Regions from separate parts of the Homo sapiens genome. Here region 1 is linked to region 2. Evidence: chromatin loops called from intact Hi-C (ENCODE). Cell type or tissue: PC-9. All regions are shown on one strand. Each heading gives the region's core, and the rest is flanking DNA. Links, peaks and the distances in the headings are about the cores only.

Region 1 (16,666 bases), core at 3,530-11,529, 92 kb after region 2:
TACAAGCATAAGCCCATCCTGTTAATTACCATGTTAAATTCAGAATACTAAATCATGAGAGCGAGAGCCTGATGGTCTGCCTCCTTAGTTAAACCTTACAATGCTCATGTCATTTTAACTGTTTTCCTTGGATGCTGGAATCTAGAAAGGTTAAGTATGTCACCCAAATACACACAGCAAGTACTTAGAAATTAATCCTGGGCATCTGGCCTCCTTCTAACTCTACATGGGTTAGCAATGGCTGACTGGGCACAGTGGCTCACACCTGTAACCCTAGCACTTTGGGAGGCAGAGGCGGGTAGATCACGAGGTCAAGAGATTGAGACCATCCTGGCTAACACAGTGATACCCCATCTCTACTAAAAATACAAAAAAATAGCCGGGCGTGGTAGCACGTGTCTGTAGTCCCAGCTACTCAGGAGGCTGAGGCAGGAGAATCGCTTGAACCCGGGAGGCGGAGGTTGCTGTGATCCAAGATCGCGCCACTGCACTCCAGCCTGGGTGACAGAGTGAGACTCCGTCTCAAAAAAAAAAAAAAAAGGCTAATAGCAGACTTATTTTGAAAATGCTTGCTAGCTATTTTTCCATCAGTAGATGTTACCTGGTAGTTTGCCTCATAAATATTGTATCATTATGATTCCTAAGATCTCTGTCAGAATTCTTAACTTTTATGACAATAGGTAACTTAGAACCACTTTGCCAGACATTAGTAAGTAATGTACAAAATAAGTGACTTACAAACGGGTTGTAGCAATCTAAATCATGTCTGCTAAACAACTGACGCTGGGCAACAGTGAGAATCAGAGCTTGAGTGCTGCCTCTGTGAAATGAAATGAAATCAAATGAGGACGGCTTTCTGGTTCTTTGTCTCACAGTGAATGGCTACAGCAGCCACTTCTTTTGATTAAAAACAGCTTCTTGAAACAATAAACCCAAGAAAAAAACTATAAAAGGCAAAAATACAAATATAGTCATTTTCTAACAACACCTATTATACTGTCTGCTGAATGACTCTATTAGAGTAAGCTGAATGTCTAGTTCTCTAAATTTTAATTTCTTTGTATTCCCAAAGCAAAGCAACCTTATAAAGAACTAAGGCCATCCCTTGAGGGTAGAGAGACCCAGAAACAAATTACTCTTGGAGATACTACCATTCAAGTTCCCATTGAAAACATTTTTACACAGAAGAGCCCAGATTAAAGTAAATTTCAAGGGCAAAAAATAAATCAAATTTTAGAAATTAGAACTTTAGCAAAGTTGCAAATAAAAGGATGAAAGGGTGTTGCTTGGGTGATGGTGAGAAGTTTAGGCATTTTTTTGGATATTTCTTTTATTTATTTGATTCATTTTAATCCTCTGTCTTTTCTACCAAGGATTGGAGATGGCTTACAGATATACAACAAAAAATAATTCTTAAAAATTGAAGGAGTCTAACTAAACATTTTGGATAAGAAACTCTAAGTGATATTAAGAGAGAGGAATGTAGACCATATGGTAATGTAGAGCTGCTCCCAAGCTTCCTAGCAGCCACAATAAAAGGGGAAACAATCATTTATAAGACTCAGCATGTCAACAAGACAAAAGCAAACCAAAAGTTCAGGAGAATCACACTTCCTGAAACTGAAACTGGAAGCATTTTCCCCATAGCTTCTCGTAAAGAGGATGCCCAACAGCATCCCGACAGCAGATACAACCAGGAGCTCCTACAGGCAGGTTCATCCTCTGGTGTCTGCGATGAGATCAGGCCAAGGTGTGATTTAGTGAGCATAATTCTAAAGAAGGTGGGTTACTGTGATTGTTCCAGAATAATCTAAGGCAGTGGCTTCAACCCTAGCTATGCATTAGAATCTTAACTGGGGATCTTTGAAATATCCTGATACACAGACCATACCCCAGGCCAATTAAATCAGAATCTCTGGGGATGGGTCCTAGGAGCCAGTATTAAAAGAAAAGAAAAAACAGTTTCCCATGTTAGTACAGTGTGCAGACAGTGTCAAAAGCCACTGTGATCAAGAAATACCCTTCTTTCTCCCACAGGCACCTCCCCAGTTCAGCCTCAGAAGCAGAACACACACACCCCCACCCCCATTGTGAGACTCCGGACAATATACAAGTCTCAACGCAGGTTTGAGTTTTCATTTTCTCCTGTCTTTGCAAAGGATGGTTCTGGCTATAGCCCTCTTCCCTGGAAGCCTCTCCACACTCTTTCTGCCTTGACTCTGACATAGCTCTTGCTGTCAATCTCCATACATTAACTTTTCATCCAATGATAATGTGAACTGTAATTTTTAGGTAACCATTTGTCTCTTTAGTCACAGTCACACAACACAGACACAACTCATAGTTTTTCTTTTCTGTTTGTAAATAATGTAGACCCCCTCATGCATTTTGACAGATACTTTAGATTGGCTAACTCAGTACCCACTCCAATGCTTCCCCTCTGCCATTTCCTCTGCTTCCACTAGAAGGGCTGGAAAATCAACATACCTATCCAGCTTCCCATATCACCAGGGGCGACCACACAGCACTGTCCTGGTCATAGATACCAGCAAGGCCCCTGGAGAATACTCCTGTTCCTAAATAAAAAGACAGCGCCTCACAAAGAGAAGGTTTCTCTTGTCTTCCTTCTTCCTGCCTGGGAGCAGCCAATTTTCAATCACACAGATGAAAGGACATACCATGCATGGAAAGGGAACTACGGTGACCACACGGAGCAATGGCACGAGCCCTAAGCTCCTTACCCTGGGACTTCTTGTAACATGAGGAAAATAAACCCCTGCTACCTACAATCACATGCAATCCCAGCCAACACATAGTATCACTAGACAAGTTCATTCTAACAGAGCTTTCAAATAGCAGTTACAATCCTCTATTAAATAAACCTAAGGTACATATGTAGATGTGGGCATAGCCCTAAATGACTGACAGATTTCAGTAGGGAAGTGGAGTGTGGTGGCACCTACCTGTAGTTCCAGCTTTGCAGGAGGCTGAGGCAGGAGCAGCACTTGAGCCCAGGAGTTTGAGGCTGCAGTGAGCTGTGCTCACACCACTGCACTCCAGCCTGAATAAAAGAGCAAGACCTCGTCTTAAAAAGAAAAAAAAATCAGCAGGAATAAAGGATTTCACTAATCTACCCAATTCCTTCTCGTCTGCTACAAGTTAATATGATTGTGCCTTTTTCTCTGCCCTAAGAATTAAGAACAATAGGGAAGCTCCTCTTGTCCCTGGAAAGGAGAAACAACTTGTTTTGTAATCCAAGGATTACAGAGCAGAGGAGTTAAATTGACTAAGACAAGGAAAGGCCTTAAGGGTGAGAACTGGACATGGTCCAATCCAAGGGAACAGAAGTATCCTCCCAAAACAAGATAGGAAACAAAGGGTTGTGACAAGTTCCTCAAATGACAGCCTGTGTGGTAAATGAGGGTAAGAATCATGACTCTGAGGGCTGGCAGGGTGCCCTATGGGTTCACCCAAACAGCCCTCTGTGCCAATGCTGAACAGCACTTCATTTAGCAGAAGTCTTATTACAAAGATTAAAGCCACCACGAGCTAGAAACACAGTGTTCCGAATTTTCTTGGCACCACCTAAATTCCAGGGTTCTTACATAATTCATTGGAGGGGGAAGGAACCCCTTAAATAACTGATAGTGAACCTGCTTTGTTAAGTGGAAACTTAGAATGAATATGACTGGGAAAAACAAAGAATTGTGAGGGTTGATGGTTCTTGCATCCGAGCACTAGAGAATTCATTCCTATTTCCCAGTTGATTATGAAAAGAGGTGTCCATTCTGCGGCATAATCTTGGGAGCAACCCAGTAGCTAGGGAATTAAATTTATCTGAAGATAATTAAGCCTTGGAGTAAAGGTTCATATTTGGTTCTGATCAAACTAGAGAAAGGGTTGAGGAGGCCATGTTTCCCTTCTGGTGATGCTGTGGACTCACAGAATTGGAAAATGGAAGGAACTTGAAAGATCACCCGGTCTCACAACTCATGATGTTCAAATAATGCCTTCCCCAACATCTCCATCAATCATACCTACTCAAGCCTTGACTTCCAAGCTCAAGGTGCTGTGTTCCTACCCTGAAGATACTAAAATTAGGGAGGTGAGAAATGAGTGCATAAAGGTTCCTAACAACATTGGTTTTGGTGGGAAGTGGAACAAGAAAACAGAGTAAAGTCTGGAGTAGGAGGTTGTCCCCAAGGAAAAAGATCTTGAGTGAGGGCCTCTTGGGAGTGAGAGTTAATAAAAAATGGATCATAAGATATTCAGGGAAAACCTTGGTAGAGTGGGGACAGACCACCAGTTTCACAATGTTGCTGTGGACTGATTGTCAGGGAAGGGTCATACAAAGGGCTAGCTAAGGTGGCCAACGGAAACAAGAAAAAGGAGTTAAAATATGTACTAGATGGGCAATGCTGTATTCGCAATTCGAATCCTACTTCCTCTTTTCTTCTGTAAAATTAATTTTCCCCAGGAAGATTGTTGCATTTCTTCTGGAGTTTTGAAGCCATTAGGAATGCTCTTAAGTTTTTCCACCACCATTTTCCAGCAATAAACCTTACTGAATCAGGCAGCAGTCAGCTCTCTAAGCATTATGTAGAGGGTATGAGGGCAATTTGAAAATTTTATGGTCTGAAAAGTGGGCCTTAGCACTTTAGCTTTTATTCTCTGAAAGATCGTATAAATCCCTCTTCATTTAGCAGTTTTCAAGGAAGTGACAGCTTTTGTTAGTCAGGATAAAGTGAGATTAGAAGTAAAAATTTTACCCATTAATCCTCACTGATTAAAGTGAAACTAGAAATCAAATTGTTACCAACTGTGCACTAATTTCAGCTTAATTCTTTGGCAAGAGGTGTTGGAAAGTTTCAACTGGCTGCACTAATTCACAATACCTTACTACTGATGGCAGAATGTCAAGGTCTCCTTCCCTCCTGGGCCCAGGGTGTGAACAATGACTATTTCAAAATCAGTCCAGTAAGATATAAACATTAAATCCTTAGCTATGTTGTTCCTCAGCCATCAGTTTCACACCACTCTCTCTCTTTATTCGCCACCAGCCTCCTCCCACTCCACCAACAGTGATGAAAAAATATCTCCCCAGAGACTACAAAATCACAGCCGAATGGCTGGCCTCTCCGCATCAAACAGAATGTCTGCAGCATCAGAGCAGGTGTCGCCCCACGCAAGCCGTTTCTATTACAGCGCTGGTAGTGGAAGAGAGTCTTCATACAAATAAGCCACATCAATTCATCAATCAAAATGAATGCATGTACTAATTAAACTAGCAAAAATTTAAAAAGGCATTTGTGTTGCAGGAGGGGAGAATAGCATAGGGAGGGAGACAGGGAGTTAAAATTCAGAGGAAGTGAAAACTTGACAGGCACAGCACCGAATAGAGAAGGCAGTAAATATATGGCCAGAATTTATAGTATTTTCTCACCTCAAAAATAAGCCAACCAACAAACAAGTGGCTCGTATACACACACACACACACACACACACACACACACACACACACACAGTGCCCTCTGGATTGTGAACATTCACTGAGGAGGCCTGTGAGCAAAGACAAGCCTCTATCTCTCTTCTTCACATCTACTTCTACCTTATTATTGAACATTTCTCCTATTCCTTTCAGTGGCTTTTCAGGGCCAGTATGTACAGTTGTATGGTTAGTGCACTGCACAAAGGCTCCAAGCTGAGGAAAGAATGGAGGATAAAATTTAGTCCATGTTCCAATGGCCAAGTCACATGCCTTTGGCATGAAGTTGCTGTAATCAGGAAGTGGTGCTTTCTTCTTCATACGAATGTGTCCTCTGCTTGTGCACCCAGAGGACAGTGTCACCATAAAAGCTAGCAGTGTCCCCATCCTTGTTTTTATTTGCTTCTATGTCCTTCTGTTTCTTCCCTCTGAACTTTGAAGACTTCAACTGTTTCTATATATGATAAATATTTTAACAAAAAGGAAAAATCTCAATTATCTTCTGAAGCGTTTCATCTATATGACACCAAGAATCCACATATAAGTGAAATATCTTAATGCTTGGTATTGTGTAGACAAAACATTTGGTTGATCAATGTAGTTCATGTTTCTTTCAGATGCTTAAGTACCACAGAAACACTATCGTACCCACTCACAGGCTGGGTTCTAATATATATATACACATACACACACACACACACACACACACACACACATATATAGTGCAAACTCATTTTTCTAGGCTCAAAGGATCAAACTCAATATATTAAGCACTGAGAAATAATAGACAAGGGGTCTGTTTTTCTAACACTAAATAAGTAGCATTTAGCCTATCTGCTGAATATTATGGGGAAAGCACTTTTTATCTTTAGTCTAGTAATTTGATGTTTCATTTGATAACAAGATATTTTTGTTGTCTTTTGTCTGTGTTGTATTTAGAGTAGGAAAACTTTTAATATTTGCCTCAATATTCCAATTTCATAGTCTTTCAGACACACTGTTTTCTTTTAAAGCCTGCCCTTGAATCAACTTGAATGAGCTTCTTAAGGCTGTCAGGACAAACAATTTTCCCAAACTCAGTTATCTTTGTTTGAAACAATGATTGAAGTTATCTTTGTTTGAAGAAAATGATTATAACGCATCACAGATTTCATTCAGATCTACCTTCGTTGCCAAAGCACTCTATACATCACCATGTGGTAGATGGCAAATGCCATTCTCTCCATTTCCCAAACAGAGAAGCAGTGGCTGGCCAAGTTAAATGGCAGGCCCATGGTCAGACAGTGAGTCAACAGCACAGTAGAGAATTTTCCAGATCTTTCCAAAACGGGCCCCAGACAGCACACTTGGTGCACAAGGGGTGAAAACTAAAACTCCTTTTCCTTTCCCCAAGGCAGACCGTGAAACTGTAAAGATGAGCTGGCATTTTGTTTTATTTTTTGTAATAAACTGTTCTTTTCACAGCAGTTGGCCCTGGGGGAGTTGCAAATAGCACAGCTCGGCTGCAGCTGTGGGTGTGGCTCCACCCAATCCCAAGGCAACTTGAAGACCACAGCTGTGTCAGGCAGAGTAGATCTTAAAGTTGACATCTGGGCTGCACACTTTCAAGTTCACCCCCCAAACAAGTTGAGTCATTTTCACAAGCCAGAACTCATTTGAAGGCTCTGTTCCTCCTCTGCCTGTGGTTACTTGAGGCGCATCAAATATCACCAGAGACTGACACCCACATTTGGCTCAGGCCAATTTCTGAATCATCGTCCCTAAGCCCTCCCTTTGCTAGTCATGAGAAACACTCCGCATTGGAGATTATAAAAGTGGTCAGCAGTTTCGGGGATATTGGGCAGATTTTATTTGAGCGGTTGCTTTTGAGTTTTGGTTTTTTATTTATGATCTCTCGGGTTCTTTGTGTGTATGTGGCTATCACGTTTGCTTGGACAAATGGGATATGTTCCCAAATCCAATAGATTCATATACAGTTCTAGAAAAAAACTTTAAGAGGTGATTTTGTTTTTGTACCCCTGCTTCCAGCTGGAACAAATAACTGACAGTCATCCTCCCTTATTAGTGTCCAATCTCAGCGATAGAGGTGAGAACGCTGAACCCCTCCTGGCCCTCCGAGTGGAGGGAAGGCAAGCATCGCTTGTGTTTTTGTCTCGTTGAGGAAAGTATCTCGGCTTGTGAATGGCCTTTCTGACAATGACAAGCACATCAAAATGGGCGCCATCTGAGAGCTCAGGCCAGAGAGAACACCCGCCACCGGGCCTCCTGCCTCCGCCGCAGGCCACAGCGCTGCATTGTAGTGGGGGTTGCCGGGGAACCTTGGGGGAGCCTGCGCTGGGCGGCTGCTGTGGACAGAAGCGCCGCTGTGGGGAGGGGCAGGCCGTGTCCCGGCCATCGGCGGAAGCTGCTCCAGGCAGTCTGCAGCTCAGGCCGTGCAGGCCTGGGCCAATCCCCAGGAGGGGAGCAGCTGTGAGGCCGGGAGAGCCCGGGTCCTCGTTCCCTTTGCAGCAAGAGTAGCCGCCCCGTTGGCAATCTGAGTCTCCTTCAACCTTTCCAGCCGGTCCTCGCACTGTTGGGGCTGCCCGCCTCGCTCTCAGCCCGCAGCACCGGCCCCGCACAAGGCCCAGTCCCCAGGCAACGGCTGCGTTGGTATCCCCTGCGCACCGGCCACCGAGGGAATGGCGACAGAGACACGGGAAACAGCGACAGCTTACAGGGAGGAAAATCCAAAACAAAGGTTGCGGAGAGTGTCAGAGGGAGGGCCAAAGAGGACGGAGAAGGACTCCACCCCACAGGCTCCTGAGCGCCCGGTTGGCCACAGACGTGCCCTGGAGGAGGCACACACAGGTCGTCCTTCGGGAGAACTCTGCAGCTGGGTGCCTGTGGACTGCTGGAGAAGAGAGAGTAAACCACGAATTTCAATAGAAGACCGAATAGGTCCTATAGGTATAATTAACACGCAAAATACGTTCACAGTCTGCTCAGGGGGCTTCTTTCCAAGAGAAAGGAACCAAAACTTCCCTCAGAATCACCAGCTTGTCTGTGGAGTGCCAGGCTATCCCAGAAGAAAAGCTATGATCTTAGGCTCAAGGAAGAGTGACTGCACCCAGGCACTGTTCTTTTCCAGCTGACAATTCAGAGCAAGGTTCTGGGGCCATGGCACCTTTCTCCTCCCGTTGCTCCTTTTTCTGTTCCACCTCAGCCAGTCCTGCCTGCCTGGTGTTACCATACACTTATAAAGCCTGTTCCTGTCTGTAATCAGGGCCAGCAGTGACCCACTTGCTGATTATAACTGTTGATTGCCACAAAAAGGAAAAGCCTGAATGCAATCCTATGAATGAAAGCTCTTAAGAACATTTTCTGACCAGTTTCCCTTAGTCTGGAAGTGGAGGTTTGGGGAGGGCAGTAGAGGGGCTGCTGCTCAGGTTTAAACTTCGAATTTTAACCTTCACTCAGTGCACAATAGGAAACAAAGCAGGTGCTTGGTTGGTTCATTTTATTTCACTTTAGAAGTTGAGTTAACCCCTAAATTAAACAATTTATTTCATATGAGCATGAGTAAGTCACTTGGTCTCCTGCTGGTCTTGTTTTTCTCATGTGTAAAGTTGAAGGGTGGATTAAGGTATCTTCCAATTTCAAAATTACAAATAAAGTTGTAGTGTCTGTTCAGGAATTTACACAGGAGAATTCCTTATTTAAATGTATAATGCAGTGATGGGATGAAGGACATAAAATATTTCCAAAAGGAGAGAAGTAACATAGCATTTTCTCCAGCTGAATCTCCATTTCCAAATTTTGCACTTCTACTGTTGATGATTTACTGCTAAATGAGGGCACATCTAAAATAATGAATGCTCCTTAGTGAGAAAGCCGTGTCATCTCTGAGACCCATGCAGAAATCAACCAGGGAGACCTATGTATGAGACGATTTGCTATTCAGAAACCATTATCCTGCATGCAGAAAAGGCTTCATCACCCGGACTTTAGAATCTGGGTTTTCAGTACCAAACCCTGATAAAGTATAGCTGATTTTCAGAGCATCTAAATCTTTTGTTCACACTTTGTCTTCTTCTCATTGTTCTTTAAGTTTTGGGGTTTGAGGACAACAGAGACACAAATCCAACTCTGTAGCAAGAGTATTTCTCAGTATGCACATCAAATATTAACAGTCGTGAGAAAGCCCACATTTAAGGCTGTTTCACCTAACATTTTTCTAAGTTGAGAAGTTTCCAACAGTAAAATTTAAAGTCTGTGGCTAATGAGGAACACAGATTGTTTTTTAAAACTTCGTGTTTAGAGGGCAGCTCTTCAACCTCTCTGTTGGAACTATGACAATGGAGGTTTGATAAAATATGACTCAGTTTCAAACTATCAAATAGCATTATAAAAATGTTTGGACTAGATTTAGTTCTCCCAAAAGGTGGCAGATTGATAGAGCATGGATAAAGCAAGTCAGCCTCCAGGAATGATTGCTTCGTGAGAAACAGGGCCCTTTTTCTCCAGAGGGACATGGACATTCCCAGACAACATCTTAACTTGAAGAGTTCTCAAAGCACAGATCCCAGCTTCCTTCCCTGATGAGCCCTCTGGTGAGAGTGGGAATTTCTGTAGGAATTCTGCGGTGGAATGATACCTTCCTGAAACTAGAAGTTACCAAGTTATTACATTCTGATCAGCCAGGAGGGCTATCACCATAGTTAAGCCTCCCAGAACAATCTGTGAAATGTGTTCTCTGAGCCTCCCAATCCCCTAGGTCTGCCACCTCTCTGCTGTGGTTACCATCCTCCTGCCCCCATCTTCTCATACCAACCACAGCCCCCATTTAATGGCCTGGGCCTTGTGGCCCCACTCTTTGGCTTTTCCCCCATTCTCATCCCCTTTCCTCACTGCCCTTCTAGGTGCATTTGCTCTCAATTGTGTGACTGGCACTACAGAGGAGGAATGACTTTGTAGGTGTCATTCTATAAGAGTGATAAAGATGGACAAAGTTTTATTTCCATGCTCACAGATAGGAAGAATCAATATTGTGAAAATGGTCATACTGCCTAAAGTAATTTATAGATTCAATGCTATCCCCATCAAGCTACCATTGACTTTCTTCACAGAATTGGAAAAACTACTTAAAATTTCATATGGAACCAAAAAGAGAGCCTGCATAGCCAAGACAATCCTAAGCAAAAAGAACAAAGCTGGAGGCATCATGCTACCTGACTTCAAACTATACTACAAGGCTGCAGTAACCAAAACAGCATGGTATTTGTACCAAAACAGATATACAGGCCAATGGAACAGAACAGAGCCCTCAGAAATAACACCACACATCTACAACCATCTGATCTTTGACAAACCTGACACAAACAAGCAATGGGGAAAGGATTCCCTATTTAATAAATGGTGTTGGGAAAACTGCCTAGCCATATGCAGAAAACTGAAACTGGACCCCTTCCTTACACCTTATACAAAAATTAACTCAAGATGGATTAAAGACTTAAACACAAGACCTAAAACCATAAAAACCCTACAAGAAAACCTAGGCAATACCATTCAGGACATAGGCATGAGGAAAGACTTCATGACTAAAACACCAAAAGCAATGGGAACAAAAGCCAAAATTGACAAATGGGATCTAATTAAACTAAAGAGCTTCTGCACAGCAAAAGAAACAATCATCAGAGTAAACAGGCAACCTACAGAATGGGAGAAAATTTTTGCAATCTATTCATCTGACAAAGGGCTAATATCCAGAAGCTACAAAGAACTTAAATTTACAAGAAAAAAACAACCAACCTCATCAAAAAGTGGGCAAAGGATATGAACAGACACTTATCAAAAGAAATTCTTGCGGCCAACAAACATATGATAAAAAGCTTATCATCACTGGTCATTAGAGAAATCCAAATAAAACCACAATGAGATACCATCTCACACCAGTTAGAATGGCAATCATTAAAAAGTCAGGAAACAACAGATGCTGGAGAGCATGTCGAGAAATAGGAACACTTTTACACTGTTGGTGGGAGTGTAAATTAGTTTGACCATTGTGGAAGATAGTGTGGCAATTCCTCAAGCATCTAGAACCAGAAATACCATTTGACCCAGCCATCCCATTACTGGGTATATACGCAAAGGATTATAAATCATTCTACTATAAAGACACATGCACACGTAAGTTTATTGCGGCACTGTTCACAATAGCAAAGACTTGGAACCAACCCACATGCCCATCAGTGATAGACTGGATTAAGAAAATGTGGCACATATACATCATGGAATACTATGCAGCCATAAAAAACAATGAGTTCATGTCCTTTGCGGGGACATGGATGAAGCTAGAAACCATCATTCTCAGCAAACTAACACAAGCACAGAAAACCAAACACCACATGTTCTCACTCATAAGTGGGAGGTGAATAATGAGAACACATGGACACAGGGAGGGGTACATCACACACCAGGGCCTGTCGGTGGGTGAGGGGCTAAGGGAGGGATAGCATTAGGAGAAATACCTAATGTAGATGACAGGTTGATAGGTGCAGCAAACGACCATGGCACGTGTATACCCATATAACAAACCTGCACATTCTGCACATGTACCCCAGAACTTAAAGTATAATAAAATAAATAAGATTTTAAAAAAGTTGGGCAAAGTTTTTTGACTGTAAATGTTGTCTGTTGACCCTAGATAATTTAGGTATCACTTCTTCAAAATACCAGAAGTTGTTTTGATTCAAGACTTCTAAGGACATCAAAAAGAATAAAGGATTATTTGAGACAAGTAATCCTATACTATAGCATAAAAAATACACAGCTTGCTAAATAGATCATTTACACTTACATGTAAATGCCTGTAAAGCTCCAAACATACTCAGCCAGATTTTCCCAGTGGTCTATTAATTCCCTCCAAATAAGTTTGGAACCCTTAACAAAGACTGGTCAAAGAGAATGTGTCTTGTTTACCTTCTTCCTTTAATAAGGGACCATTGCCTTCTGTGTGTCATTGCTGATCCACTAATTACAAAATGTCCTGTGTCTGCGTGTTCAGAGCTCATACTTTACAGAGCCATCTCTGTAAGAGAATTCCTTTCCTTCTCCCTTTTACTCTCCCTATCTTCCTCTCTCCATCCTGCACTGATGGGAGGGATTTTACCTGCCATCTTGGCTTTTTACTAAAGTAATGTATGAACTGAACATCTTGCCCACTCCTCAGAAGTCACTGAGTTATTTCTTGAGTTGACTATCAAATGTTCCTTCTCTTTCCCACTCTGGTGGGTGCTGCTGTGGTTTCACCTGCCCAGCATCTGTCTCACTGGGGTAGTGTTGGTTAATCACATCTTGCTGGTTTCAGAAAAGCTCCACGAGCATCTTCACAGAACATACCCAAAGTTAGAGCTAAATTATCAGCCAGGCCACCTGATTGCCCCCTTAATCACCTTTCTTTTTATAAGGAAGTAAAACCCATTTGCCTCACCCTCTCACTGGCCATCAAGTGTCCCACACCCATATAAAAATCAAATCACCAGCCTGGGCAACATGGCAAGACCCCCATCTCTACAAAAAATAGAAAAAAAAATAGCCAGGTGTGATGGTGCATGCCTGTAGCTGCAGCTACTCGGGAGGCTAAGGTGGTAGGATCACTTGAGCCTGGGAGGTTGAGGCTGCAGTGAGCCATGATCACGCCTCTGCACTCAAGCCTGGGTGACAGAGTAAGGCCTTGTCTTAAAAAAAAAAAAAAAAAAAAACTCCAATCAGCCTACCTATATAGATTACAAGCATTCTTAGCAAGGTACTCTGCTAGGAACTAAGTAACCAGATACAGAGTCCAGCCAGGTTGCCAAGAACACTGCAGGATTTCTGAAAACAGCAAAGGGAGCTAGAAAGAGCTCCCAGAGGCCAAGCCACAGAAAATCCTGGAAAGCAGTGCATGACACTGGAGGTCCACACGGCCAAACTGCTTCAGCAGAACAATGCATTTTTATGGAGTTCATTTAAACCATTATGTTGTGTACACTCTCTTTTGTTTTAAATGATACATCACTGCTGACAGTTGGCATGTACTGTTTTCATAGCTTAGCCTTTATAAATATTACAAGCACATATCACAGCAGTATTGTTATAACGAGTTACAATGATGTGTTCTTTGAGAGAGTGCCAGTGACTGGTTTATATCCTTGGTGATGTTGTCGCATCATAATAAATGTGGTATAAATCTTTTTCAAGGTTCAGCAGTTCCTTTAAGCCAAAAATGCTACATATGGGTTGTGGAGTTTCCCATGTTACCCCCATTCCAACTTTTGAAACCCTTTTCCTAGGTGTCTTGATATACAGTCCCCAATTTTGAGGATTTTAACATGGTCAGTGATCTAACTGCTCTCCTTTAATGGAGTGCAGCCCTTATTATAATCTGGAAATCATTTTAATCTAAATATCACCAACAGCCAAACATAATAAAATATGTATAAGTCAAATAACATTACAGAGACCCCAGCAGCTCCACAGTGGAGCCAGCCACAGCCACTGTGCAACCATAAGCCTCAGGAGAGGGAGGGAGGGAGAGCAGGCATCTCAATTTGCTTTCACAGGGATGCATCATTGCTGGGGAGGTACAGGAGAAAGCAGGCACCCTCTACGAAGGAGAGGCTTTGTTCACTTCAGAGGAGGGCCTTCTCTGAATATCAGGAGTCAAAAGCAGAGGATGGGTCGTGAAATAATAACCAGCAAGCTGAACACGGAGGGTTGAGAGAGTTAATCTCTTTCTGATGTGAAATTACTTTCTTGGTTTGGACAGGTTGGTATGGTCTTAGTTCCTTCATTCTACCACAAGGGACCAGGACGAGGGCTGAGAAATACAGACCTTTCATAACGGTGCTGAGTCCATGTTCGCTGTTCTGGGGACAGGTAGCAATAACTCCTACACACTCACTCTCATCGGACTCTGAGTCACTTCCTGTAGAATGGTACCATCTTTGGTGCTCAAGCCCCTGATTGTGTCTACGAAAATGAGTCCCAGATGTACTGCTCCCTTTAAGGAAGGGTGTGTCAGAATGATTAGTTGGAAGATGTAGGTATACTGAAAACTAAACAGCTGAATCCTGGGTCATTAAATCTTCATTTAACCATGCTAATCGTATACACGAGCCAAGAGCTGCCTTCAGATAATCATGCCCAACAGAAATTGGCTGTGGAAGCAGAATTGATCTATAGTCAGCTGTCCCAAGCTCGAGGTGGTAATTCTTTTGCCAAACATTAAACTGTTCTATATCATCAATGAAACCATACTTGAGTCAGAACAAACCCAGGAGAGCGTGTTAGGAGATGCATAACACGGCTATGGAGAAAACTCCCTGGTAAGGTACGTCCTTCATTAAAGCTCTAAATCATTTCCATTCCGGACCAGACTAGGGTTACTTCATTACCTTTTCCTGTGAATTATTAATACCAGAAACACGAAGCCTTGAGGCAAGGGTTGGAGAAAACTTCGTGCACTGAGGAAATGAACCCCACCTATTTTTAAGTGCTTCTCCTCTTCTTTCAGTTGTTCCCTGGAATTTCCTCTGTTCCCCCAGCTTAAGTGTTTGGGCATTTTTAAATAGTGTTTGGGTCCTTAGTGGATCTAGTGGTTTTGCTTGAGTTTGTTTATTCTTTTAGGAATATCTTTTTTAAGAAAAAACTAGTTCCTGTCACTTTTTCACAGTGTCTGTCCCAAGTGCCAAGTGACCCATGAGGATGTGAGTTCTGAGAAAATTTCTCTACCGGCTTTTTCCTTCAGTATGAAAATAAACTGGTATGTGAAAAATGATTTCCATCAGCAAACCCTTCCTGTTGCAACAATAATCTGTTGTAAGATGCATCACGAGACACAGACACGCGGATTCAGGGGACAAGGACACCTGCTCTCATCCTACAGAGCGCTGGATGCTCTCCCAGGCTTCATCTCAGACCTTCCTTCCCAACCCTTGGTGCCTCCTTACTTTCCCTGCAACCTTCTCTTTCCCTTTTGATTCTGACTCCTCTGGGAGCACATTCGGTCTCATGACTTCTAAACTGCCCACCTGTTCTCCTACCTTCTTTCTAGCCCTGTATTCCTAACAGGCCACAGACACCCTCACTCTACTGGCCCAAGTGAAAGGCATTTTGTTCAAAATTACTTTTATATTCTACAACCCCCAAGGACCTCTCTCCAGCACTGGCTGGACCTACTGGAGATGCTAAGTACATCTTTGTGGGTTGATTGAAACCAGAAAGATCAAGTTGAAAGAAAATCTCAAGGTATGTACATTTCTAATGCCCTAAATACATAGACTTAGGAAGATCTAGGAAATTGAAGACTGGAAGACAACTGTGGAGACACTCTTTGGACCTAATTCCTGCAGTTTACATAGTTCAGAAGAAAACTTTGATGACGAAGTTACTGATCGGGGGTCTTCTAAGCTTGAGAAAGATGGGTTTTGCTGAGGGAGAAAAAATGTTCATGAAGCTTCTGGAACTTCCACCATGTCTCAGAAAATAACCTCTTGAGGAATTGGGAATAAATAAAATCAGAACCATGTGGGATATATTTCCCTTTATATACATATTGAGGCTATAAAAAATAAAGGGAAAGTATTCAGCTAAAGTTATTTAGGGTTTGGGTTTACGCACAACATCTGAAAAATAGTTCAAGATGTTAGTTGAACCCAAAGTGCAGCAATGTTCACCTTCTCCTACTGAAAATAGAGTCTGTGTAGCAGCTGAGGGAAGACATGTTTAATGTCAAGTTAATGAAAGGAGAAAAAAAGTATGTTGGAGCTGAAAGGACAAGGGAGTGTTCAAATATGCACAGAGAAAAATATGTTTAAAGCTAGACGAACCTTGGCTAGAGAAAAGGAGCAAAGGAACCTGAAGTTGGCCCTGGTTTCTGAGACATGTACATCCCTGGGGCATCGAGTTCCCTAAGCAAACCCCACTTTTTCTTAAGACTGTCTGGTCACCAGGTTTTTCCCTCAAAAATTTAAGCCTATTGCATCTTGGTTATAATAAGGGGTTCTTACAGCCTCCAAAGATAGGTTTGAAATGTGACTGACTTTTAGCTGGATGTTTTAAAAGAACTGACGGGTTTTATGTCTAGGTAGTTGAACTCCTGGATGCCCAGACACTCGTGATAAGTTAGGATGACACCCAGATGCCCCGCAAGAGTGAGAGCCT
Region 2 (16,666 bases), core at 3,344-11,343:
ATATACTAGAAATCATTTTTATTTTTGCTCCTCGATGATGCCAAGATGATCTAAAGGGAAAACTGCGAGTCACTCATGATATGAATTTGACATGAAGGAATCCATAAGAAAAATTCACTGATGTTTTTATTTCCAGCTATTAAGCCATTTTTTCTCTCTCCTGCTTTGAATTTCTGACCAGTAAGTGCCATATTTTGCTTTGTTACGGGTTCAAGAAATGCATTTAATTGGGAGTTATGACCAAGGTTAAATAATCAGCATGAAATGAGGTTAGCTTTCTTCACTTACTCAGGCGTGAATTCTTCTAGAAACATTTTATAATTACTGATTAGGTTTCCATTAAAAATAAAATGAACAAAACCACAGAATGGTCTTTTCCTGGATCAATAGCAAAGACACGTCCATGCACACACAGAGGAAGTCAGCGCAGCTCCATGACCTTTTCATGAACTTTCCGGGAGACGGAAAGATCATTCAAAGGGCAGAGGTCAGCATTCATGCTGGTCACAAACAAAAATCAGATTTTGCTTTGCAATGAAGGCTTTTACCTATGAGTGCAAATTCAATACTATTATTGCATATTTTCCTCCATTATCAATGACAGAATAAACTGCTTTTGTATTTGCGGCACGTGTTAACATTTACTAACTCATATTACTTTGCTATCTTTATCAAGCATCACAAAATGAAAGATGAGATTTAAAAACTGGAAAACTTCAGTCAAGATGGGAATCCTCAGCTCATCCAAAGGACTTTGCCATGCAAAAGATGCCCCTCTCTGGGTCATTGCTCCCCTCACCGACCCCAACATGCATAGCACAGAGGGAAGGAGGATGCCAGAAAGACAAGATAATAGTGAATTAAGGATGGAGCTTTGCTACAAATAAATTACACAGGTCTTGAGTGGGGAACGTGAGTGCTGCTCCTCTGTGGACGCAGGTTCACCTCACACAGAAACAGTGCAGCTCTCTAGTTTTGCCCCAGAGGATGTTGAGGACTGAAGAGACAAAGGTAGGAATAACTGGGAATCTGAAGCATTTTTAAAAAGACCCTCATTTCCAACAGTGCTGACTCAAATCAGCATCATTGTGAAACCTGAAAACTCAACATGGTTTCTGGGTGGAAGGTGTCCACATAGAGGTGCCAATTGGCAACTCCTAATGTCAGTGTTCTTAGACAAAGGGGAAGCCAGATAGACTGAAGCCATGTGTTTGTTAGAATCAGTTAGGAAGTCAAAAGGCACCTTTAGGAGCTTTAAGAAATCAGGCGAGTATCAAAATATAGAGATCCTACTCTTCTGGAAATCCAATATCCTAACTTGATTAAGAAGAAAAAGCATTTTCAAAGATCTGGATGCAACCACTACAAGTCACAGATGGCTCTGTAGCACTCTTCAGACAATGCAAAGCTTAGAGAGTTCTGAAGCCTTTTATAGAAATAAATTCACATTTGACATATAGTGAAATTTGGGCCCTAATTCTTTTGTGTTCAAATGGGTGTCCTAAAGACACACATTATTCCTGCCTTTTCATGTTCTATTTTCCTGGATACAGCATTTGATTTTCTTAATCACTTGACGTATGACATAGGTGAATTGAAAAATAGCCCAAGGCTATTCGTAACAGTAATAGCTTCATCCAACTTTAATTCTTAATACTGTGTGCTAAATCGGAAGTTAGCTTTTATTAAAACAAGTTTATCTACGTGGGCATAGGGGACATAGGGTAGTGCTGAGAGGCTGGATGCCTACTGAGCCTGTAGAACTTGAAAATTTTAGAAAGAGACTTGGGAGGGCATTCCTTTACCCTCTTTTGTTTTTTAGAAAAGGAAACCAAGCCTTGGTGAGTGAGTGTGTGTGTGTGTGTGTGTGTGTGTGTGTGTAGTACTGATCAATTAGAGGGTAGGCCTTATCCAATCATAGTGGATTGTGGGTCTTGGAGAGGGAATCCAGGAAGTCTTCTGCAGGTATCAGTTCAATCCTTTGGCTACTGAATTGTGGAATGTGGAGGACATCCTGGAAAACAAACAGTTAGTAAACAGTCAGGTAATAGATAACATAAAGTTTCCTCCTAGTCCTGGGAGAAAGATGGTGTGTTCATTGAAAGCTCATCTGCCTGAGTTAGGATGCTGACTCCACCACTTACAAGACGAATGACTTTGGACAAGTTATTTAACTTCTCTAGGCCTTGCCTCAGTTTATTCATTTGTATAATGGAGCTGGTAATAGTAACCTCACAGGATCACACAGCAAAGCATATGGATGCTGTGCTAAGTGTTTTAAGGTTAACTCTTCAAGTATCCTCAACAACTCTCTCAGGTGAACGTTTTTTATTATCTGAATTTTATAGATGAGGAAACAGAAGCTCTGGCAGTGTGATTAACTTGTCTATCTCACATCTGGTAAGAGGCAGAGTAGGGATTCAACCCAGAAGTCCCACATCAACCACAGCCTTGTGTCAACCAGAGTGTCTCACCCTAGAATCCGCATTCAATATTGATCCTAAAGGCCCTGCTTAGATGGCCTCCCACTGACAGCATTATTTACTGAAAATAAATAAGATGCTTATAAAAGGACTTAATGTGATGAATTCTGCCTACTGTTTTTTCCAGAGGTGTTGATTTGTCCAAGTTTACGCAACCAATTCATGAAAAAAAATCAGGTTAAAGGCCCATCTTCTGGTCTTTGGTCCAGTGTCCTATCCACCCTACACACTGCCTTGAATAGAGCTTTCAAAACAAATGGTAAGATCACTCTGAGAAGCATGGAAAAGTGGATAAAAATGTGAATGATCCAACCAGACAACCTGAGTTCGAATCCTGCCTTTACTGACTTGTCCTGTGATCTTACAAAAGTCTCATGATTTCTTTGTGCCTTAGCTTTATCATCTGGAAAATGGGGATGATAATAAGAATATGATCTATCTCCTCCAGATTATTGTGATGATTACATGAAAAATGCACATAAAGCACTTAGAATAATTCCTGGGACAGTCGTGTAACTCAAGCAATGTTAGTTATTATAACACTATTTTTTTCACTCACGCATATAGCCTCTATGTAATACAATTAATAACTAAATTTCAGAAATGTTGCCTTGTACTTTTCAGAAATATGATGGGTCAGAAGGACTGGTGTGGATATATGGTGGAATAAAGTACTAAATTAGAAGGATAAAAGAGTTATTTTAAGTTTCCTGAAAAGGACATGGTTAAGTCTTAGTTCTGTAATTAGATAATACTTCAAAGGATTTTAGTAACATTAGAGAGAAGGAGGTCTGAGAAAATATTCTAGCTGAAAAAGGAAAAATTTGGAGGGGAATTCATGAAAGCATACCGCATCCCGGTAACATTAAATTTTGCTAAGGGAAGGTTTGGGCTTGCAAGAATCATAATATTATTCGAATCAGAAAGGGAGATCAAACTCAGCTAAATGTAATTTGCATTAAACATTTTATTTAAAATGTCTATTTTTAAAGAAAATATAGGATTTAATGTGTATTGGCATGAATGGAGAATTAGAATTAGCCCAAAATACACATTAAATCCAAGTTTTTGGAGGAGAGAGCATAAAGATTTTTTAAAATCTATTTCTCCTTCCTTCGACCCCCATCAAAATTTTATTTAATTCTTCACAGAGCACAGCGAGTAGATTTCTGCTTCTTCGCCCTTTTAATGCGTTCAACTTGGTTTTAAGCACGCATCAGAAAGCAGCTCATGATGAAAGCCTTTTGTTGTCTGCAGACAGAAATGTCAGAAACTTAGCCCTGGTCAGTGCAAGGTATAAAAGAACTCCCCCTAATGCCATCTGTCCTTCAAGATCAAGTTCTGCACAGCTGCATACCCGAGATGGCCTGGGATCACCTGGGTAACCTCTGGGTGATGTTCATATTTGAGATGTGACCTAAGATGGGGAAGAAAGGGGAGAAATAGCAACATGATACTTAACAGATTCTGGCCCAAGCGATCACACATTTTGCTTCCTGCAACTCATAAATCCATTATCTTCAAACTGGGCTGCTCACATTGCAGGCATTCCTCTTTAACAGCTGCAAATGATAAGCTTTACTCTATATAGCTTTCTTTAAAGTACTTTAGAGATATGATTAACCTATATATATACATATATATATATATATACACACATACATATATATTTTATGATAGTCCCTATTTTTTCTGTTTGTCTATAAAAGATGTAGAGATATCAGTGGCCCATTGTTTTTTATTGACCCTATGAATGGGTCCTTCAAAGCTTCCCCATTCTACAGAGACTCTAATTTCAGTAATGAGACCATATCTTAAAAAATAAACTTTTTAAAATTATAGAGCTGGATCACCCACTACAATTTACCATTCTACTATTACTCAACCTGAAAAAAAGAAGGAAATCCTGCCATTTGCAACAACATGGATGAACTTTGAGGACATTATGCTACGTGAAATAAGCCAGGCACAGAAAGACAAATACCAGATGATTTCACTTATATGTGGAATCTAAAAAAAAAAAAAAAAAAGTCAAACTTCTAGTAGCAGAAAGTAGAATGTTCACTACCAGGGGCTGAGGGGTGGAGGGACTGGGAAGATATTGGTCAAAGGGTACAAGCCTTCAGCTGTAAGGTGAGTTAAGTATTGGAAACTTAATGTATAGCTTGTTGACTATAGTTAATAATAATATATTATATATTTGAAATTTGCTGAGAGTAGATTTTCCAGTTTTCTCATCACACACACACACAGACACAGACACACACAAAAGGTAATGATGGAAGATTATGTATGTGTTAATTAGCTTGATTGTGGTAATTATTTCACAATGTATACATATATCAAAACATCATATTACATCCCCTAAATGAGTACAATTTTTATTTATCAATCATACTTCAATAAAGCTGGGAAAAAATAATAATTTACTCTTCTATTTTTCCCCACGGAGAGAAATTTTTTACCTAGACATTCTGTTACAACCAAGAATTTTTAGAAAAAGAAATGTGCGAGAACTAGTTTCTCACAGTGCTTGGGTAAGGTCAGCACATATTGATATCCAAGGACAATATTTAGATACAATTGTTTTCATAACTTTTAGGTAAAAAAAAATAATAAAACCAACAGAGTTCTCCTTTTCCAATCTGTTAAATAATCATAGAATCATAATCACTTAACTTGGTGGAGAGTCTACAGTAACATACTCAAGCCAACTCACAACTGGCTGGCAAGAGCCAATGTGTACCTGTCTTCCCAATGCCTTACTCAGCAATAGAAGGTTGGTAGTTTCAAATCTGCTATGATGTGAGTATTTACACCTTGAACACTGGCAAATGCTTCCCTCCCTATCCCGACTCCCAGGAACTGGCTGTTAAATATTTACCAGCACACCACAACTTCAGCAGAACTGTGTCCAGCCTTGGACTCCAATGCTGGTGAGTTATTTCTGGGAATTCCAATCATCAAGAAGCATTAAATACTTAAGAGTGACTATTGTGCTCAGCCGTAAATAGATATGGATGAGTAACATAGAGCAGGGGAAAAATGCAAATGATTATGCTTGTTAAACTAGTTTTAATAAAACCGCCTTCTCATTCAATATAACAACTACTATTAAACAGGATAAATTCAACCTCCCGCAACAGTGACTGCCAGCAAGGGACTCTGAGAAGTGTGGAAAAATTGAGAATAAAGAATCCTCTGAAAATAGCCTTTCTTAATAAAAATAAAAATATTGCTACTATGTGTGTTTGCTCTTTTCTTTCCTCTGAAGAAAAAAAATTACCTCACACATTAATACAAAAATGAAAACAAAAACACCAAGAATCTTTCCATATGTTTTATATTAGTAGAAAAACTTTCAGAAAAAAAGTTGTTAACTAAAGTGGGTTTACATTTTACTCATCATCATTCATTCTGCTTACTTGCCTATTTTGCCATTCTTGACTTTCAGTGTTACACATCCTTCCAGGAAAGTTTAGTAGTAAAACCATGGAGGGAGTTTAGCTTTTATTGATTCTGAAAGAACAATATAACAAGATACTGACAATAACAAACAGATACGAAATTGTTTCAGCCTGGAAACAATTGCAGCCATATAACCCTTGGTGGCCTGTTTTTTATGAACTTTTATTTTTCTCTCCACAATGACTAGCACGGGAACTATCACCCATCCAATCTAGCAGCTTCTCATTGCTCAGGAAATGGTTAAGCTACTGCAGGTCAGCCCGGCACGCCCCGGTAATGCTTTGATTTGTTTCTCACACAAAACCAATTTGAGTCATTTATTTTACTAACAACTCCCAACAGAATCAAGGCACTGGACGAGTCTCTTTTTAAGATAAATTTACCCTCACACTTGACTTTGTCAAGAGAAGGTTTCCTCTGAGAAGGATATAGATTTCATGGATTTTCGTTAAGTATCTGTAGAGCCTTTACTTAATATTAAGGAATTGAACAATTTAGCTATTTTTTTAAGCAACCACACAATCCCAGTCTGGCTTAAATTAATACTGTTTCTGACACATAAAAGTTTGACTCAGAAAATCTCTGGGGTAAACAATCCAAATGTAATAATTACTCCAAATGCTTCTAACCACAGAACAGGAGAACGTGCCTCCTTGAGTCTTGATTTCAGTCAGTCAACAAATATGCAATGGATTCCTTTACACAGGTGATCTTGTAATTGGTGCTATATAAGTTATTCTTATTTGAAGGTTGCAAATATTTTGTCTTCCAAAACAGAGCCTCCAAGGAAAAAAAATCAAACAGTTAACAGTATACTTCTCAAATAACAGCTCTTGTTTCAAAATGGGTGATTCATAGTTGAGTCAGCGTCTGCTTGCTGGAGGGTCACTGTAGGAGCAGCCAGGAGGGAGGATGACTTCTCTGGTGATGCTACTGCCCCTCCAGAGTTATCTTGAAGCTAACTAGCCAGTGGCTTCAAACCACATACATCTGAATGAGCAAGATTTTTGGTGATGGTTGAAGAAGAGAAAGGAGGAGGAAAAGAGGAAGGAGACCAATAAATTTCTGGACTTTGAGATTAAAATTATAATCTTTATTTTGTATTCCAATTTTAAAGTGAACTAAGTTTGCCACAAGCCACCCTCAAACAGTAAGCACACCAGCCTGCATCAAGTCATTAACCTTTTAGAACCCACTCAAGGCAATGTAGTGTGACTTTATTAATGAATAATATGGTCTATAAAAGCTAACAAACACAGACACTTGCTATGATTCATCAAATTTAATATTCCATCAAACCTTTCAGTTTAAAGACCAATGATGTTTTTAAAGAATACCAGAACCCCAAAATGGAAGTCCTGTGCTCCAATTAAACTTAATGCATCAAAAAATAAAATCCATAAGAATTTATTGCTAGGTCAAAATTTTGAGTAAACAAACAATAAAAGAAATAACTGCTATGCAACATGAATTATAACTCCAGAAAATATTATTGAAACTGCAGACAACCAAGAGATGTAGTCCTTGAAAACAGCCTTGCTATTTAAGGCACACATTGTCTGTTGTGTTGCTAGGAGGCAAAAGACCCTATCGTAAAACAGCTGGGCTTCTTGTTCCAGGCAAAGGCAAATTCCACAATCAGAAACCGAATTAGAAACTTCTAGAATTCTTGCAGTCTTTTACTTACTGACATTCATACTTTGGAAATCCATACTTATGTGCCTGACTTTTCTATAAGATCCCTTTTTGTAGAATTACAATGTACACATTTTCCCATGGATATTTTATAAGCTGTCTTACAAAAAGACAGCTTGTCTTGTTGACTTTTGGTGCCCATCTGCAAGGATTCCTGGACAAAGTTTTCAAATGTAGTTTTGATTTAGAGATGCCTTTTTTCATGTTTTTCTCTTTTAAATATGTATGTGCTCTAGTATAAGCGGAAAAAATGATGCAGGAGAATTTTAGTGGTCTAGTCTGGCTTCATTTGATCTTCTGCTCAAAATCTAGGTCATGGTCAGGGCCTGATACATGCCAAAAATTAGTAGAGTTCCAAGGAAACATATTCACAGAGCCTAAGGTCCTTTTGTGGACAAAGAAAGAGGCCTATAAATTATGTCACCAGGCCAATCTGCCATGTCATCAAAGAATAATCCGAGTGGATTATTATCTTTTTCTCTTCAATTCATTCTGTAGATGTCTTAAGTGCTTTGCAAACTTTATTCCTCTTTATCTGGCTGTCAGATAGGTTATCTCTCATTTTACGAATGAAAGATCAGACACAGTGAAATTAACTGATGAGCTGAGGCTCCGATTAAACCAAATCAGGAGGCTACTGACATTAGGATCTTCCTATCAGTCAGAATGACATTTCTGAGCTCCTGGAATAGAGAATACCAGGTTATGTGAAATTTACTTGGTTCAGTTCTTTCTCGCAAACACATTGTTCATGGTGCCAAGTTCTCAAACATATTCCAAAACAGAGAATATGTGCATGTTCCTAGGTTTTTTAAAAATACATAACATAGAATATAGGAGATATTTTAACTGACATGGGAAATGAAAAACTACTATGTTACCACTGTGAAATGTGAATAATTCACTTATATCATCTGAGATTTGTGCTGCAAATTGGCTCATGAATTGTAGGATAACCATAACAAAATAGTGTCCATATGACAAAAAGTGGATCAATTTTAAAAATTTAGCTATATGTCAATCTCTCTTAGAAAGAAAAAGAAGGCTACATTTCTGGTGAAAATTAGACTTATGTATAGAGAAAGTGTCTGATATGATTCAAAAATCATAGCATTTATGCTTAGCTAGAACTTTCAAAGACATATTCAAACCATTCATCTTAGAGTTGAAGTTGCTAAATTCTGAGAGTTTAGACAACTTAATTAATTTCTACCACCCTATTCAAGGCCACAGTTGACATAACGAAGTTCAACCCTTTCATTTCAATGGTAAATGGGCCTCAATGAGGGAAAAGGGTTGAGCTAGTCACATTCTAAGCTCCCTTGCAGCTCTAACATCTGACTAGTTATTACCTCTTCTCAGGGAATACCCATGTCCCCTATTCCCATTGGGTGTTCTATCCATCCTTATCTTGTCCCTTAAACATTGAGAAACAGATGCATATCAATGTGTAGGGTACATTGCAAGCCACGTTTTTGTGAACTCTGGAGATTGTTGGTGGGGATTTTTGTTAGAAGGGACCAAGGAAACCCCAGAAACCTAGAGCACGACTCTTGTACTTTTAAAGGAAACAAGAAGACCATGGGAACAACCACTGGATGGCTCTGTGAAGCCTGGTGACAGAGTGGGGTGAGATCCCTGAATCTGCATGGTGGCCATGGTGGCAAGTGTCCATAGCCTCCCACGTGTTCCTGGGTGAGCCTCAATACTTGGGCTCCATTCACACCTGTAGGCCTTACTCCCACAGATGCAGCCAAGAACTTGACATTTTGGCCAAAGATGGAAGGATGGGGCAGCTACTCGAAGCCAGGAATATAGAGGTGGAGAGGAATGAGAGTTGTAGAAGATCCTGTTTTAGGAACTGACTGAGCATGCTCTCATACACAGCTGTGAGTCCTCACAAAATGCATTATAACATGCTGGCCTAGGAATGAGAAACCCAGAGGGCTTGTGTTTCCTTCATGTAACCATTATTTAATGCAACACTGTGCTCAGGACTGCAGATGCAACAGTGAGCAAAACCCAACAAGGTCACTACAGGCTTGTCACTTGTCTTTACTGGGCAAAGCTGCTGTACAATAAACTCATTCAACACAGCAGCAGACTCAGGAGTGTTTTGTCCTGAGCTCATCTTTGCCCAGAAATTCAGCACCCCTTTTGACTCTACACTCCAGAAATACTGAACTAGAACAGTTCTCCAAACTCTTCAATCTTCTCTTTGCTCTTACTTTTCTTTCTCACCACAACTATCTTCCTACTCCCTCTTTCCTGGTCAATTCCTTTGGATCCCTTCTTAGATACTCAGGAATCTCTTTTCCTTCAACCTCCACCCGGATGGAGCCTGGTGCCCTCATGTGTGCTCCTAGGCACCCCAGGCCTCTCTTATGGGAGCCTTCACTTGCCTCCTGCTCAGCGGGCTCCTTCACTGGGCCCTAAGCTGCATGAGGACAATGTTCCTCCTGTAATTCCTGCTATTTTATAGCCTGGCATTAGCACAGGATCTGGCCACAGGGTCCAAAGGTAAACTGTATTTCAATGGAATTGGCTTTCTTTGTAATCCTGTGTATTTTATTTAATGCTTTAAAAAACGTTCTGAGTAGGCATCCGTAGGTTTCATCTGGCCGCCGAAGGGGTTTATAGTGCAAACAAACTTAATAACATCTGCTAGATGCTCAGTAAATATATTACAAATGAGTAATCAGAAAAATGAATGAAAGAACAAATGAAATGAAAGAAACTCCTCATTGCCCAGCAAAAAAGAAGCTTGACTCCAGGTCTGACATGGTGAGAACCTGTCCACACGAACATGATTTTAATCCACAAGATGGTGGCATGAAATTGCAGAAAAGGTTCACCATTTCTTGGATACCCAATATATTTGTGTCCTGTGGAAAACTCTGTTGGTTGCCTACTCTACCACAAGTCCCCTCCCCTTTCTTCCATACTAACAAGACTGCCTCCTATTATAGCACTAAAACAGCCAACACCCTTTGTGGTGTGTTATGGCCATGGGACCCAGTTCTGGTCCATATGATGTAAGCAGAAGCCCCAGAGGCTTCTGGGATATATGTCCTTCTCTGACAAGCAGAGAGTGATCTTGGAAAGAAGCCTTCTTTACCACCCTGCCTTTGAACACAACTTTGTGACTGTGTGAAGTCTAGGACTATGGTGTCCATCTTATGTCCAAGATGCAGTAAGTCTGAGGATGAAAAGAAAACATGCTGAGCATGGGGAAGTAGAAATGGAGAAAGACCCTGGGTCCCCAATAACCTGATTAAATCACAAAATCATCTATGAAATTCCCATCCCAAACATCTTATGTAAGAGATTCTTAAATTACTTACTATCTTCCCATCTTACACAGCAACACAACCCAATGACAAATTTTCCTACCATGGGATTCAGGGCAATGATACTGAATCAGTTAAGGATACAACTTCCCGTTTTCAGTTATCAGCTAACACTTCCCTCAGCAAAGTTCAGATTCACTCAACAACTATTTTATCCCTAGAATACACCAGGCAGAAAAAAGGAGTGTTGGCTGTGTATTGGGGAAATTATTTTATGATATGATAGTCACTATCACCAGCAGACCTTCTGGAAGAACTTCTTTGTGTCTAACTATCCTGAGCAATAAAGTGATAGGCCAGTCTGGATTTAAAGCAGTGTGCACAACACATATGTTTATTGTGGCACTATTCACAATAGCAAAGACTTGGAACCAACCCAAATGCCCATCAATGATAGACTGGATTAAGAAAATGTGGCACATATACACCATGGAATACTATGCAGCCATAAAAAAGGATGAGTTTATGTCCTTTGTAGGAACATGGACGAAGCTGGAAACCATCATTCTCAGCAAACTATCGCAAGGACAGAAAACCAAACACTGCATGTTCTCACTCATAGGTGGGAATTGAACAATGAGAACACCTGAACACAGGAAGGGGAACATCACACACCGGGGCCTGTTGTGGGTGGGCGGAGAGGGGAGGGATAGCATTAGGAGATATAACTAATATAAATGATGAGTTAATAGGTGCAGCACACCAACATGGCACATGGATACATATGTAACAAACCTGCACCTTGTGCACATGTACCCTAGAACTTAAAGTATAATAAAAATAAAAATAAAAATAAAGCAGTGTGCACAAAAGGTGAAGGTCCCGTCTGAAACGGGAGTGGGGAGGCTGCTGAGACTCACACGCAGCCTCCACCCATCATTCTCCCCAACTCTAGCCTAGCTCCTAACATAACCTCCTGATGTTTTTTACTTTCTTATTTCTCAGTTCTCTCTGGGTATTGACATATCCCCCCATGGACTATAAGCTCCTTTGAAGTCAGGGACAGTATTCCAGGAATCACTGTCATCTTCCTGTAGTATCAGGGGGAGGAGGGGGTCAATAAATGTGTGTTCAAAAATACTTTTTAAAAGGCTTAGGACTATTTGTAAGACAGAGTTGAGAGTATATAACAAAGCCCCTGAAGAGAAAGCACATACATGAAAAGATCATTATAATTTCAAGTAGCACTGCAACAGCTGCATGAAGGAGAAAGTCAAAGTCACGCAGGCCCGAGTTGGAAAAGGAAGGATTTATAGAAGGTCTATACTTCTAACTAGTCCTGGAAGTGAGTAAGACTAAGACAAGAGGAGGAATAGAAGGGCATATGAGGCAGGACACATGGTGTGACAAGACAAGGGACCATTTCAGGAAAGCAAAGGATCGGTGTAGGGAAATTAGGAGATTAAATGGGAGAGGATATTTCATGTCAGATGGTAGACATTGGTCCTTGTTGCCAAGCTGAGGAGTTTGAACTTTATCTTATAGGAAATGGGGAATCCATTGAAAGTTGTAGGAGACAGTTACAAACATATACCTTGCAAATACTATTTGCTACACTCTTTGCTGTGAAATCTGTGTCACTCATTGATAATGCCAGAGGCTGTTATCAGTCAGGAGATTACTAGACAGTAGAATTATCTGGACAATAGTTTCCATCTTCCTGGCAAATAGGTTATACAGGACAGACTCAAAAGCCTTCTTATCTATGAATTATTGTTTCCTGCTAACAATCGTATTTGATTTGAAGGAAAATTTTTCCATTACTTTTCCAGAGACAGAAATTAAGATTACAGTCACTCTTTTATCCTTCATTTTTGACCTCAAGGGCAGAGGTCTATAATAATCCTACACCTCTTTGTATAGCATATCATCACATAACTCCACAAAAAATCCTTCTCATATTTCATTATTTTTTTCCTCCTCACTCAGATCCTCATCCCCATTCTTCTCACCCTCATAACAGTCAATTTAATATTTTGATGTGTGCATATATTTTCATATATCTACTGTTTTTGTACTCAACAAATTTTTATATTTGTTTTTAAAATTTAGACAAATGGAATTTTAAATATCATTCTCTCTTTATCACTCATAATTTTGCTTTAAAAATTTACCCATATTGCCATATTTACATAAAAAATATTGCCTCCACCAGCTGCACGGTATTCCAGACTGCGACAACCCAGTGTACTGATCCATTCCCCTGGTAGAAGGCATCAAGTTTGATTCCCCATTATCACAAATAATGCTAAAAAGACATTGGCATATATGATCCCTTTGTGAAAATTTCTCTGGGATATGTGTTCAGAAGTGGGATTGCAGTAGTAGGGTGACTATATAATTTATTTTCCCAAGAACATCCTGGAAAATGAAAACGGCACTATTAATAATTATGTCAGAACCTCAGACTTTCCCTGCTACCCTGAGTAAGAAAGGGCCTCTTGTCACCTTAGTCTTATGACATACTCATACTTAATTTCATCAAGATTGTCAGGTTGCTTTCTGAAATAATCATACTCATTTCCTCTTCCCTCAATAACGAAAGAGTTTTCACAACCCCTCATCCTTGCAAACACTTGGCATTATTCAGTTTTCTAAACTCTGATGTTCTCATGTGTCTAGAGTAGCCAATTGTTCTGCTTATCAATGAATTTGAACACCCCATCCAACACCAGTTCATCATTTGAGCTTCATACTGTTTGCATATATTTCTATGGTGTTTCCTGTTTATTTCTGGTCAATTTGCAGGAGCTTTTTATAGATTCTAGATATTAATTGTGTCAGGTTTTTTTTTTTTGTCAAAGTCGGTTTTAAGCATTGCAAACATCTTCTCCTAGTCTATCATCTGTCCACTAATGTGATGAAGCTTATGGTTTACTGTTGCCAGGGTCATCATTTTCTCTTCAAATAAATAAATAATATAAATTTAAATAATAGATTAACAATTCTCTTTAAATCTATAGGAAGATATTATTATCTTCTTCCCCAGTCTCTGGCTGACTGTCTAGCTCTTTGCACATTCTTTTTTAAACAATGATAAAGTCTATAATGACTTTAGGCAAGTCACTGCCATCCCTCATGACAGTGGTTCTTAAACTGAACGTCACCTGAACCACATGGGGTGGGGCCAGACTCCGCATCTTTAACCAGCTACCCAGGGAATGCTGATGCTGAAATCCAACAGCCCCATGTAAAGACACATGGCCTAGCATACAAAACACTGGGGCCAGCAACATGGGATAATAGTGCTGAAAGAGAGCTTGGAGATTCCCTAGTTCAACCCCCGCACACACATTCCAAGTCTTGAGAGGACAAGCACCTTGACCAAGAGGCCAAAGCTTCAGGCCTCCTGCCTGATGCCAGGCCGGGGCTCTTGTCATCACAACAGGCAGGACGTGAAATACCTCTCTTACTCCAGTGCTTCCTTATTGACATATCCTAATCAGGAAGAATCATTCCATTTCATATACTGTATAGTGAGCCCTGTTTTCGTTTTACTGTTGAATTTTTATCCAAGGCTTCGGGTGGCAAAAAGATAAAATGCTTTCATCTTAGGATGTCATTATTATCAGCACGATCTAATTTAGGAGAGCAACATGCTTACTTCTTGCATTTTCAACATTTTTAAAGTAAAGCAAAAGATCCTCCTCCCTTGTCATGAATAGCATCTCTGAAAATAGTCCACCAAACCTCCAGAGTCCAGTGCAAACAAAACTCGGCTCCATGGCATCCCCCTGTTTCGTATTCACATGATGCAAAACACATGGGCCAAATTTATGTCACCGCAATTTGCCTGGCAGCGAGCATTTAAATCACCAAGGTTTGCAGCTCCACGTTTTAGGATGTTGTTTGCAATCCTGTAGCCAAGAGCTCTGAAGGAACAAGCTCACATGAAGGGTCGTTAGCCAGCCGGATGTGATGGGGCTGTTTTAGCAGAGAACTAATTAGTATGCTGCAAGGTATCTGCATATCTCTCAAATAGACATTGTTTGTGTCTTTCCTCAGTGACAGGGGGAGATTGTTCAGTAGAACACCTTACCTTTTAATATGCGGGGTTTGTTAGAAGAACAGCTCAATTCATATTTCCCCTGGTTTGATGGTAAGTGAACAGCAGTGGCAATATTAATCTGTAGTAACCTGTCAGTGAACTCTACAGCTAATATGATGTAGTTATGATTTTACCATCAATCAGGACTGAACAGGCTCTGGGCAATCCTTACAGCACAGCCTCAAAAAATCTAATTGTGCAAAAGCTTCATTGGTTTCCAACATTTCTTTTTATCTGTCACAGGCTTTAGGCCTAATACACAACCTTTTATTATTGGCCTTATTGCATTAGCTTGTCGGACAAAGAAGAAAAGGCTAAAGCAGAGAGTTCCCCTGCATTCCATCATTTGTTTGCATGCAGGATTTTATTTGACAGTCCTGTATTGTTTTAGATGTAGATAAAAATTATTCAGACATATGGCATCATATGAACTTTTGAACTGCCAATTGCCAATGTGTCCTAAAGGACTGGAGGCATTTACAAATTCTGCTCTACCTACAAAGACAGAAATGCTATATGGACGAGCCAATAAGGTCTCCTGGGGGAACTGTATTTTAGAATCAACATAATCTTGCATGTTCTCCTTGACCAGTTTTTATGCAGGGGAGGAGTAAAATTGAGAGATGGAACATTAGCAACTGAGATGATTTTTAGCCAAAATGAAGGTTGAATATTTGAGAAATTAAAATGGAAAAACAGTTCACTTTCTCTGAGAACCCGCATGCACAGCATGAAGTAGTATGGAGCCACATGGTGTCCCTTCGTCCCTTCATGTGCAGAATATTTTTCTGGGTGTCTGAGATGCAGTGAGATTCAGTTCCAATGAGAACATGTGCATAAAACACAAATCCACATCAAAGTAGCTCCAGCCTTGAGACTACTGGGTTGGAAGGAACTGTAAGACTTAAAACATATAAAAGCATTTAGGAAGATGAACTATTAACTTTATCTATTTAGGCATTTTAATCTTTTGCATCTTAAATGCAATTGGGCTTTTGGAACTGGGAAATTGCTAATCAGCATGTTGGGTAAATGTTTCTATTTTAAAATGTGCACATTTAGAAATAACAGCTGGCCATAAAGTACATATTTATGTTTGTGATTTAATGTATCACAAACTTTATACTTTATTTCATTCAGCTTCACAAAGAGACCACGCTATTTTTTTTGCAAGCATTATATAACTTTTGCAGCAGCTTTATGACTCAAGAAACACATACAGCAATAAATCAGATATGTATACAATGCCTAGTTTTTCAAATTTGAAATGTCTATTAATGAAAAAATGTAAGGATTATATCCATCTCTTACACTGTCCTAACTCATTTAAAGATTCGACTGAAAATTCCTGTCCATTAATCAGGAAAAATCTGCACAGAATTATACCGATTGTCATTTGAAACACTGCACCCTTGCTTCAAAGGAAACATATTGTGACTAAGGGCACAACAACAGCACAACTGAGTGTTAACCCTTCACAAACCAGCGTGCACATTGTCTACAACCTCATAAAAATAGCTACACAAAATAAGGAAATAGCTATGGCATCCTGCGGTAAGTGTGCAGGAACACGCCTTGGGACTACTGAGGTGGCTGCTGGAGGAGAAAGATGAAAACAGGAT

Evidence for each region. A loop is a pair of places that touch in the nucleus more often than their neighbours do. Peaks named below come from ENCODE experiments on the same cell type or tissue, not always from the same donor. Only the 100,000 strongest peaks of a DNase experiment are listed, where the experiment ranks them.
Region 1: it touches region 2 in a loop (6-fold over the local background); 1 of 110 quality-filtered maps calls a loop at or near these places.

What each region holds. Positions count from the first base shown.
Region 1 is chr2:176,481,868-176,498,533 of GRCh38, reverse strand. No RefSeq gene overlaps it. Among named protein-coding and RNA genes, the nearest start is that of NRAL, 18 kb to the left of the region's middle. In PC-9, for the core only: no CTCF peak of the experiment used is centred there; a DNase peak (open chromatin) is centred at 7,143; H3K27me3 peaks cover 791 bases.
Region 2 is chr2:176,573,267-176,589,932 of GRCh38, reverse strand. LOC124907910 (a long non-coding RNA gene) reads right to left here and starts at 4,384. Exons shown (of 2, transcript XR_007087314.1): 1 at 3,841-4,384; 2 at 2-2,014. RefSeq lists an enhancer at 1-1,172. In PC-9, for the core only: no CTCF peak of the experiment used is centred there; DNase peaks (open chromatin) are centred at 6,232 and 6,752; H3K4me3 peaks cover 1,179 bases; H3K27ac peaks cover 2,472 bases.